Regions from separate parts of the Homo sapiens genome. Here region 1 is linked to region 2. Evidence: chromatin contacts called from ENCODE Hi-C or POLR2A ChIA-PET data. All regions are on one chromosome and are shown on one strand. Each heading gives the region's core, a stretch centred on a gene start or an enhancer-like site at or near the end of the contact. The rest is flanking DNA. Distances are from core to core; before and after follow the strand shown. Region 1 holds the start of SAR1B (secretion associated Ras related GTPase 1B). Region 2 overlaps HSPA4 (heat shock protein family A (Hsp70) member 4).

What was found. A loop is a pair of places that touch in the nucleus more often than their neighbours do. ChIA-PET counts read pairs that join two places held with the same protein, here RNA polymerase II (POLR2A). Pooled maps may share reads with other maps.
Region 1: a pooled map shows a loop between it and region 2 (5-fold over the local background). The contact joins the promoter of SAR1B here to the enhancer-like site in region 2. A Hi-C loop is called at or near these places in 1 of 168 maps with a recorded cell type or tissue (B cell), 1 of 37 single-sample maps with no recorded cell type and 1 of 50 pooled maps. POLR2A ChIA-PET finds 5 or more read pairs at or near these places in 2 of 52 experiments (T-cell and activated B cell).

What each region holds. Positions count from the first base shown.
Region 1 is chr5:134,630,616-134,635,715 of GRCh38, reverse strand. It overlaps SAR1B (secretion associated Ras related GTPase 1B), which reads left to right and starts at 2,888. Exons shown (of 7, transcript NM_016103.4): 1 at 2,888-2,988. It also overlaps the pseudogene RNU6-1311P. RefSeq lists an enhancer at 2,437-2,993 and silencers at 2,967-3,016, 3,067-3,176.
Region 2 is chr5:133,103,826-133,109,253 of GRCh38, reverse strand. HSPA4 (heat shock protein family A (Hsp70) member 4) reads right to left here. Exons shown (of 19, transcript NM_002154.4): 18 at 5,228-5,389; 19 at 2,805-5,021. The coding sequence ends at 4,818. Among named protein-coding and RNA genes, the nearest start is that of HSPA4, 55 kb to the right of the region's middle. RefSeq lists an enhancer at 688-737. Within about 2 kb of position 2,318, at least 4 of the 41 ENCODE cell types and tissues checked have a DNase peak (open chromatin) inside an H3K27ac peak, as active enhancers do; they include B cell, where a contact is called at or near this core.

The DNA.
Region 1 (5,100 bases), core at 1,639-4,138, 1.5 Mb before region 2:
GCATACAACCATGCCCAGCTAATTTTTTTTATTTTTTATGGAGATGAGGTCTCACTATATTGCCTAGGCTGGTCTTAAACTCCTGGGCTCAAGCAATCCTCCTGCCTCAGCCTCCCAAAGTGTTGGGATTACAGGCATGAGCCACCACACCCGGCTCCAGTGGGTCCATTTGATGTGGGTCTGGGTTTCTGAAAAACAACTCAGGGACATATGTTAAGATGTTATCTTTAGTTTTTATAAAGAACCAAACATCTTATGACTCAAACTTCTTAGGCTGTTGTTTTGAGCTACTATTACTTTCTTGCTTATCAAGTTGCTCAGGGCTAGCTAGGTGTGGGGAATTTCCCTTAAAGGAACTCGAGATTTTCCCTTACTTCCATACTTGGTTGGGAGAGTCAGGCAGGCCCCTAAGAGGGGTCCCTGCTCCATCTCAAAATCTGTAACAGAGGACTTAACCAAATCTGGGAGGAAGGCCTTGATGAGAGGAAGACCTGAAGAGTTGAGACCTGAAAAGTGTGTAGGAGTTAGCCGGGTGAAATGCAGAGGTGGGTAGAAGCTTTTCTGGCGGAGGGAAACCCTAGTGTCAAGGGAGAGCGCATGGAGTGAAGCACTTCCTGAGGCTGGAGCAGAAAGAGGAGATCCAGCAGAGCCAATGATAGGCTTTGCTGAGAATCCCTAAACAGCTCTTGATGCATTTAAAGAAGGCAATGCCAATCCATTAGAAAAGAACATTGGTGTCAAAACAGTCTTGTTTAAAGCTGAATACCTGTGTGCTCTCTTTGGCAGCACATATACTAAAACTGAAATGATACAGAGAAGATTAGCATGGCCCCTGCACAAGGATGATAGGCAAATTCATGAACTGTTCCATAGTAAAACAAACATACAAAAAGGCTGACTACGGCCAGGTGCAGTGGCTCACAACTGTAATCCTAGCACTTTGGGAGGCCAAGGCAGGTGGATTGCCTGAGCTCAGGCATTCAAGACCAGGCTGGGCAACACGGTGAAACCCCATCTCTAATAAAATACAAAAAATTAGTCGGGTGTGACCAGCCTGGGCAACACCATGAAACCCTGTCTCTACTAAAACACAAAAAATTGGCCAGGCATGGTGGACTGCGCCTGTAATCCCAGCTACTTGGGAGGTTGAGGCAGGAGAATTGCTTGAACCTGAGAGGCGGAGGTGCAGTGAGCAGAGCTCAAGCTCGCACCATTGCACTCCAGCCTGGGCGACAGAGTGAGACTCCGCCTCCAAAAAAAAAAATGCTGACTATCTGACTACACTCCTGTAATCTCAGCACTTTGGGAGGCAGAGGCCGGAGGATCGCTTAAGCCCGGGAGTTCAAGATCAGCGTGGGCAACATAATGAGACCCCTATCTCTACAAAACAATTCAAATATTAGCTGGGCCTGGTGGCACACGCCTGTGGTCCCAGCTACATGGGAGGATTCCTTGAGCCCAAGAGATTGAGGCTGCAGTGAGCTATGATAGCACCACTGGACTCCAGCCTGGGAGAAAGAGCAAGACCGTCTATATATATATATAATTTTTAAATTTATTTTTAATTTAATTAATTTATTTATTTTTTGAGACGGAGACAGAGTCTCGCTCTGTCGCCCAGGCTAGAGTGCAATGGTGCAATCTCGGCTCACTGCAACCTCCACCTCCCGGGTTCAAGCAATTCTCCTGCCTCGGCCTACCGAGTAGCTGGCGTTACAGGCACCTGCCATCATGCCTGGGTAATTTTCGTATTTTTGTAGAGATGGGGTTTCACCATGTTGGCCAGGCTGGTCTTGAACTCTAACCTCAGGTGATTCACCCACCTTGACCTCCCAAAGTGCTGAGATTACAGGTGTGAACCACCGCGCCTGGCCAAGACCGTCTATAAAACAACTGAATAACCAGCTGAATAAAAGCTGAATAACCAGCATCCAACACATTATCTGGTACGTAGCTACATTGTGTAAATCACTGGTGAATTCAATAAGCACAAATAACAAAAAAAGAAAAAAAAATGAATTCAATAAGCACGTGTACTTTGAAAATGTATTTTAGGCAGGGCGCGGTGGTGATCCCAGCACTTTGGGAGGCTGAGGCAGGTGGATCACTTATGCTAGGGAGTTTGAGACCAGCCTGGCCAACATGATGAAACCCGGTCTCTACTAAAAATACAAAAATTAGCCGGGCGCAGTGGCTCACGCCTGTAATCCTAGCACTTTGGGAGGCCGAGGCGGGCGGTTCACTTTAGGTCAAGAGTTCGAGACCAGCCTGGCCAACATGGTGAAACCCCGTCTCTACTAAAAATACAAAAATTAGCCGGGCATGGTGGTGCGCGCCTGTGCTCCCAGCTACTCAGGAGGCTGAGGTAGAAGAATCGCTTGAACCCGGGAGGCGGAGGTTACAGTGAGCTGAGATCGCGCCATTGCACTCCAGCCTGGGCGACAAAATCGAGGCTCCGTTTCAAAAAAAAAAAAAATTAGCCGGACAGTGGTGGCGGGTGCCTGTAGTCCCCGCTACTGGGGAGGCTGAGGTAGGAGAATCTCTTGAATCCAGGGGGTGGAGGCTGCAGTGAGCCGAGATCGTGCCACTGCACCCCAGCCTGGGAGACAGAGCGAGACAACGTCTCAAAAAAAAAAAATGCCAAAAGTAATTTCCCCTAGGGAGGCATGGGGTGTTCCTTTCTCGGCACGCAGGCCCCTAAAATCCCTTCGGGCGGGCGGGTGTGGGGAGACCAGGCGGCTGGGAGACCCAGGCGGTGTTAGGGGTTGCGAGCAGCCTCGCTCAACTGGGGAATTGGCGGCAAGACTGCCAGGAGGCGGAACCTAGGGCGCTCGGCGACGCGGTCCTGCGGACTGTCGCTAGTGAGGCACCCGCCGGCCCGGAAGGGGCTGATGCGAACTGGGGCCACGGCAGCCATCGCGCTTTGCAGTTCGGTCTCCTGGTGTACGGCCAACGCCAAGTAGGGGATTGCGTTCCCTCCAGTCGCAGGTGAGTGACAGCCCCTCCTTCTGGGAGGACCGGTGGGCAGCAGCTATGGATCCCCTAGAAGGCGCACTTTTAGGGCCAAGACCTACTCTGAGTCCCTGCCTGTGGCACTGCGTGAAGGGGCGCCTGTTTTTCACCCCGGGGTTAGGCGGCGCGAGGGAGGACAGGTCTCATCCATGCTCCGCGGGGCCGTCTGATAGCCCTCGAGGCAGAACACTGCTGCTGTCAGACGCTTGGTCTTTTCAGGAAAGAACGAGGTGGCTGCAGGCAAGCCCCTTCCTTCCCCTGGGCCTCAGTTTCCTTACCTGGTAAGGTGAAGGTGGCGGGTCTCACTGACAGCTGAAGAGGCTGTGACACGGCCTGGTGTTTTCAGCGCTCCCAATTAGTGTAGAGGCAAATTGAGCTTCCTTACTAGTACTGGTTAACGTTTTCCGTAGCCCAAAGTCCCAGTTAAGTGGAAAAAAGATACACTGTTGAGAAAACTGTACTGATTTTTGTTTTAATTTTTTAAATTTTTGTTGTTGTTTTGAGACAGAGTTTCCCTCTTGTCGCCCAGGCTGGAGTGAAGTGGCACGATCTCGGCTTACTGCAAGCTCCGCCTCCCGGGTTCACGCCATTCTCCTGCCTCAGCCTCCCGAGTAGCTGGGACTACAGGTGCCCGCCACCACGCACCGCTAATTTTTTTGTATTTTTTAGTAGAGATGGGGTTTCACCGTGTTAGCCAGGATGGTCTCTTATCTCCTGACCTCGTGATCCGCCTGCCTCGGCCTCCCAAAGTGCTGGGATTATAGGCGTGAGCCACCGCATCCGGTCTAACTTTTCTATTTTTAGTAGAGATGGGATTTCTCTATGTTGGCCAGTCTGGTCTCCAACTCCTGACCTCAGGTGATCTGCTCGCCTCGGCCTCCCAAAGTGCTGGGATTAAAGGCATGAGCCACCTCAGTGGGCCACTGTACTGATTTTTAAGGTGTTGAAGCTTTTCCAAGAAGATTTGTTTTAAAACAGCTAAAACTTTGACATTGTTAGCTGAAAGAACCAAATTCGTCAGCAATTTAAGGTGTTTGGTACAGTGGACAAAATGAGGTGAAGAAGTCCTTTTAACTTGAAAAATTAAACATAGTATTATTTATTTGTGTGTTCTTACATCAGCCTCTATATTACTAAGTGTCTTTGAAGACGTCCTATATTCCGTGTTAAAGTATCAGTGAAGAGTAGGTCACATTGAAACAATGAAAGAAGGAAAGAAAAGGAACATTTATTGACTACTATGAGTAAGGCACTAGCTGTCATTTTACAGATGACAAATAAATGGTGGTGCCAGTATAGCAAAGCAACATGATTATCTACTATTATACCTTTCAGTAGACTTGTGTCTGTCACCAAAATGTTTTGAACTTAAAAAATGTTAAGATAGTTCATTGGCATTTTCTGAGTTTGTAGAAAAGGAAGGTGTCTTCATTTTAGAAATGTCAGAGATGCACTGTCAGTAATTACAAAGATTAGCAGTTTAAATAAGGTATATTTTAACCTTCCTTTGACTTGCATTATTGTACTGGAATAGAAATTCAAGCAAGAATTAAGAAAAAAGATGAGTCTAACAGAAATGAAAATCAGCCTGGGCAACATAGCAAGACCCAGTCTCTACATTAAAAAAAAAAAAATTTGCTGGGTGCAGGGCCCTGGCTAGCAGGCCAGTAGTCCCAGCTACTCGCTGCTGAGATGGGGGGTTTGCTTGAAGCCAGGTCAAGACTACAGTGACCTGTGATCATGCCACTGCACTCCAGCCTGGGTGAAAGAAAAAGACATTGTTGCTAAAAAAAAAAAAAAAAAAAAAAAAAAAAGAAAAAAAAAGAAATAGAAAAGGAAATGAAAATCATTGCCACATCATTTGAAGCTTACAAGTTGGAATGCTATATTAGTATTTCTTTTCTTTTTTCTTTTTTTTTTTTTTTGAGACGGAGTCTCGCTCTATCGCCCAGGCTGGAGTGCAGTGGCTCCAGGCTGACTGCAACCTCCACCTCCAGGGTTCAAGTGATTCTCCTGCCTCAGCCTCTCAAGTAGCTAGGATTACAGGCATGCACCACCACATCCTGCTGATTTTTGTATTTTTAGTAG
Region 2 (5,428 bases), core at 1,069-3,568:
GGCCGGGCAGAGGGGCTCCTCACTTCCCAGTAGGGGCGGCCGGGCAGAGGCGCCCCTCACCTCCCGGACAGGGCGGCTGGCTGGGCGGGGGGGCTGACCCCCCCACCTCCCTCCCGGACGGGGCGGCTGGCCGGGCAGAGGGGCTCCTCACTTCCCAGTAGGGGCGGCCGGGCAGAGGCGCCCCTCACCTCCCGGACAGGGCGGCTGGCTGGGCGGGGGGGCTGACCCCCCCACCTCCCTCCCGGACGGGGCGGCTGGCCGGGCAGAGGGGCTCCTCACTTCCCAGTAGGGGCGGCCGGGCAGAGGCGCCCCTCACCTCCCGGACAGGGCAGCTGGCTGGGCGGGGGGGCTGACCCCCCCCACCTCCCTCCCGGACGGGGCGGCTGGCCGGGCGGGGGGCCGACCCCCCCACCTCCCTCCCGGACGGGGCGGCTGAGGCCAAGCTTCTTGACCAAGTACTCAGCACCTGCAGCCTCACCTCAAGCCCCTTCACCCCACCCAGCTCCCACCCTACTGAAGCATCTAACCCTGCTGGCCACTGCCACATCTCACATCTCTAGCTCCCTTCCTCCCAACATGCTTTATGCATCATAACTCCTCTCTGGCAGTTCCTTCTTTCAAAGCTTTTACTTCCTCTTCCTAACACATCTCAACACAAGCCTTCATCCCGTCAATGAGGAACACGACTCCAGCCCCAAAAGCTTCCATCCACACCCACCTGGAGCTTCGATGTCTCAACCCCACCCAGGAAAACTTCTCAATCTAAACTCCCACCACATCTCCAATGACTCAAGACTAGAAGCTCCACATGTACAATCATATCCCGTATTCTAGGTTTGAAACCTTGGAGCCATTCTTCTTAAAACACACTTCTAGTTTTCTTAACATTATAAAATTCCTAAATGCTTTTATTAGTGACAGGAGGCGGTGGGGGGTAGGGGCTTGTCTCCCCATGTTGCCCAGGCTGGTCTTGAACTCCTGGACCCAAGAGATCCTCCCACTTTGGCTGGGATTACAGGCATGAGCCACCATGCCTGGCCCTAAATGCTTATTGTAGCAAACTCTGAAAACAGAAACAAGCAAAAATAAACAATCACCCACAATCCCACCCTAAAAACCACTTCATCTGGGAAAATCCTTCTGGCTTTTTTATTGCAAACCCATTTAATGTTCTTTCAAAACATGAGAGGCTATGTAGTTTTATAACCTACATTGTGTGTGTAAAAATGTAGGCCAGGCATGGTGGCTCACACCTGTAATCCTGGCACTTTGGGAGGCCAAGGTGGGCAGATCACAAGGTCAGGAGTTCGAGACCAGCCTGGCCAATACAGTGAAACCCTGTCTCTACTAAAAATACAAAAATTAGCAGTGCGTGGTGGCGCACGCCTCCAGTCCGTTACTCGGGAGGCTGAGGCAGAAGAATCACTTGAACCCGGGAGGCAGAGGTTGCAGTAAACCAAGATCCCGCCACTGCACTGCAGCCTGGGTGACAAAGCGAGACTCCATCTCAAAAAAAAAAAAAAAAAATACACACCTTTCTGTTAAAGCCACTTAAAATTATTGAAATAGATCAAGTGTACATGAGTACACTATCAAGTCAGATCAAAAAACAAGCATCACCAAGCCTCACATCATGTTGTCACTACTCCACAAAGAGTAACTACTATCCCAACTTCTAAAGCATGGTTTTCAGCTGGAACCATGCTTACATCTTCCCTCTTCCTGCAGGTACCAAAACCAGCAATTTTCCCCTTCATTTGGCTGTCCCCTCAAAGGTGGACTAAGTCCCACTACCTCCAACAACCCCCAGGCCCCCTGTGCCCCTGCAAAGCAGCTCCCACTGCCCCACAACAGAACCCTGATCTCTCAGGCCCCCACCTTTTAAGGAGACAGGGTATCACTTTATCACCCAGGCTGGAGTTGCAATAGCACAATCTCAGTTCACTGCAGCTTTGACCACCTGGGCTCAAGTGATCCTCCTGCCTCAGCCCCCCAAGTATCTGGAATCACAGGTGCACACCACCACACCCAGCTATCTCAGCTCTTTCTACCACATCTAACAATTCCCCTACAGAAACCACTTACATGCTCAGGAGGAAACCAAACCTACTAGACACACGTTTCTCAGACACGTGGCTACAATAGGCCCTGGGTAGGCCCTGGCAGGTAAGCTGCTCCTACAGCCAGAGGACTAGGACTGTGCAAGGGGCATGACCCAGGGAACAAGACCCCTGACCCCTCCTCGTCTAGACCCATGCCTTATCCAGTTAAGGTCTTTTTCACTGGCTTAGTGCCCTTTAAACACCCATCACCACCACATACATACACCAACACACATTCCACGCAGCCACACCACACATCCAGTGGCGCCAACTATTCTAGCACACTCTGGACCGCGCTGTTCTTTGGCCAGGTGTAAGTCCTAGCACTTACCTTTATGCCATAACCCCCGCCTTCTGCTAACAAAACCCTCAAAGTAAGGCCCAGTCACAGGAGCAAGACAAGGATTCCTAACACCAAAGGAACTGGGCCAAGACTCAACTGGAGAGTTTGAGTACAGAAAAATTAGGCAACATTTTCTCACAAAGTAGGCAGTGTGCTTCAGCTGTCACTCTTCAGACTGGAAGTCTTCAACGGATGTTAAGTGAAATTTAGCTCAGAGGGTTCCTACTCCTAGAGAACATTTTTATTGAAAACACACCCCCCGCCCCCACCCCACACACACATACACACAGACACACACACATACACACACACCCCCACACACACACCCAGCAGCCTTCATTATGGAATTAAGGAAACCATTCAAGTTTAAGACAGGTTTATTTTATTAGTTTTTCCTAAACTTGTCTCATGTTTACTGAATGATTTTCTTAGTGTAAGAACGTGACCTGGAGCTTTAACAAATCAGTTTGGATAACGCAACCTGGATAAATGCTTGTCTGTACACAAGCCATCAATTACCACTCTCTGTCCTGGCCTCCATGAAAATCCAATTGGTCTTAAAGCCTGTCTAAGCAGAGAGCAAGCAGACCACATCATCGTGTTTCAACTTGAAATTCACCCCCATCCCAGCACCCACACCCTTCCCCACACACACACACACACACACCAAAAAAAAAAAAAAAAAAAAAAAAAAAAAAAAAAAAAATTTTTTTTTTTTTAAGAAGAAATGGCCATTACGGTCTGGGCCAGTTGTAAAGGGTTGGCTTAATCCTGCAGCCAGCACTTTTAAAATAGCTACTGGCTTCACAGCAGGCCAGCTGGAACTCTTGAAGCATGACAGGTAGAGAACAGAGGATGTGCTAAGAACCTGGCCTTGTTGTGGTGCCTCGAGGCCTCCATGCATGCTTACACACCAACATAAGTATACTTTCCCCTTCCTCCTCCTAAGCAATTGTTCTCCATTGCACTTTAGAGCCTGTAACACTCAAACTTTTCAATGTTATCTAGAGATGGACAAACGCTTAATTCTAACTATGCAAGATAGCATCTTATTTCTAACAACATAGGCCAAAAGTAACAGAGAGGCACTCTGTTATACAGAATATCAATTTTTACAAAGATTCAAAACATTACCAACAAGCCCTGTAACAGTTTCTTAAAGCAGGTACCAACTCTGGCCTCAAACACAGGCTTCCCTTGGAGTTTCCAAAATGCCTCACTCCTGTCAACACTGCCCCAAAAAGCAGTCAGAGGAATGCTTTGGTATACCTGACATTGGCCACACAGTTAAGAATGAGGTGTTGTTATAACATCAGGCACCACACTTCTTTAACACTAATTTCAGACTCATCCAGTACAATCCAGTGTATCTTAGTTTTTTTTGCATCATCTGTCAGCTGCTTAACACGTACAAATTGGCAGGTTCATGACAGATATTAACACTTAACACACAAGTGATTGTGAATGAGCTAAAAAGAACTTTTAACTCTTGTTCTAGGAGTTCAAGCTATACCTCAAAATTATACAGAACATCTCCCACCTGAATAAACAGGCCAGGATACAAATCTTTACACCAAAATTAACAAGGATTTAATTCCTCAGTTAAATTTACCATGGCTATATCCAACAGTATATCTACCCAATTCTAATCTTCTGAAAATTATTTAGACCTTGATGCTTGGGGTATTCATGAACATACTTTCAGGAAGAGCCTCCAGGTTTAAAGCCCTCAGTTAACAACTTACTCTAGGCAAGGGGGTCTATTTTCCCAAGAGAAGTACATGGCATTTATAATGGGAGCCCTTTTATTGGGAGAGAGGGAAGAGAACACAGGTGAGGGTGAAGGTGAAATATGAAGAAGCTCAGAGCACACCTTTGTTCCTCTGCCGTGTTAATCCATGCCGTGCCATGCTCCAGCCCTCACAAAGAGGGGGACCCCATCCCCACACCAGGCAGGGAGCATTTAAAGCAATCTCCACAACAGATTTTTAAAGCATAATTAGAGCTCCTGCCATGTAAGTCATAATGAAAAGTCTGCTGGATAGCTAGAGCTGTAGCTATAGCTCAACTTTCCAAAACAAACTTATTCTTGTAGACACATGGTTAAACATAAAGGAGTGAAGCATAAGCTCAGTAAGACTAACTGGGCTTCTAAATAGTACCATTATGAAAAAGATACAATGCACTTAATTTCTGTATCTAACTATTTAGAAGTGAAAATGCTCCATACATTACCTATTTCCCCTCCCCGAAAATCCCCTAAAAACTGACTAAGAAATCTTCAGTATTCACTTGCGCTAGTTGATATTTAGAACAAAGTTGACAACTTAAAGCTTTATAATAGTCTGTTTTAATAGAAACAAGTGTTGGAATCAATCAATGTCCATTTCAGGAAGCTTCTTGTCTGAATCCGAAGGCACAGCTGTGTCTGTACCCTGCTCAGCAGCCTGGGGGCCTGGGTTGTCTCCTTGTCCATCCACTGGTCCATTCTGCTCTGCATTTTTTTGTTCCTCTTTTGGAGGTTCCACTTTGGGTTTGGGCTTTGAAATTATAGGGCTACAAGTACTTGTCAGCTCCTGGAATGGGTAAGACAGAAAACTGGTTTCTTATAAAATTAACAAATTTTACAAGCCATGCTAAACCCAAATCCGCCCTCTCCCACCACCCAATCCTCAACCTAGAAGCTAAAACACTATAATAAAGTTCCCTCCTAAGTGTCACTTGAGGACTATTAATAATAAGGCTGTCAAGAAAAGACTATTAAAAAAAAGTCTTAAATTACCTTAATTTTAGCTTCAATCTCTTTTGACTTGACAACTGGATCCATGGTCAAACTCTGCTTGTTCTGCAGATTTAGCTTGTTATTCATCCACTCCATTGCTTCATTTGTGCTTTTTTCTACCTTTGTCATGTCAGCAGCATCCAAATGATCATACTGGTCCTCCTGCAACCAGGAGACAGTCAAACAAGTGCTAAAAGTGTG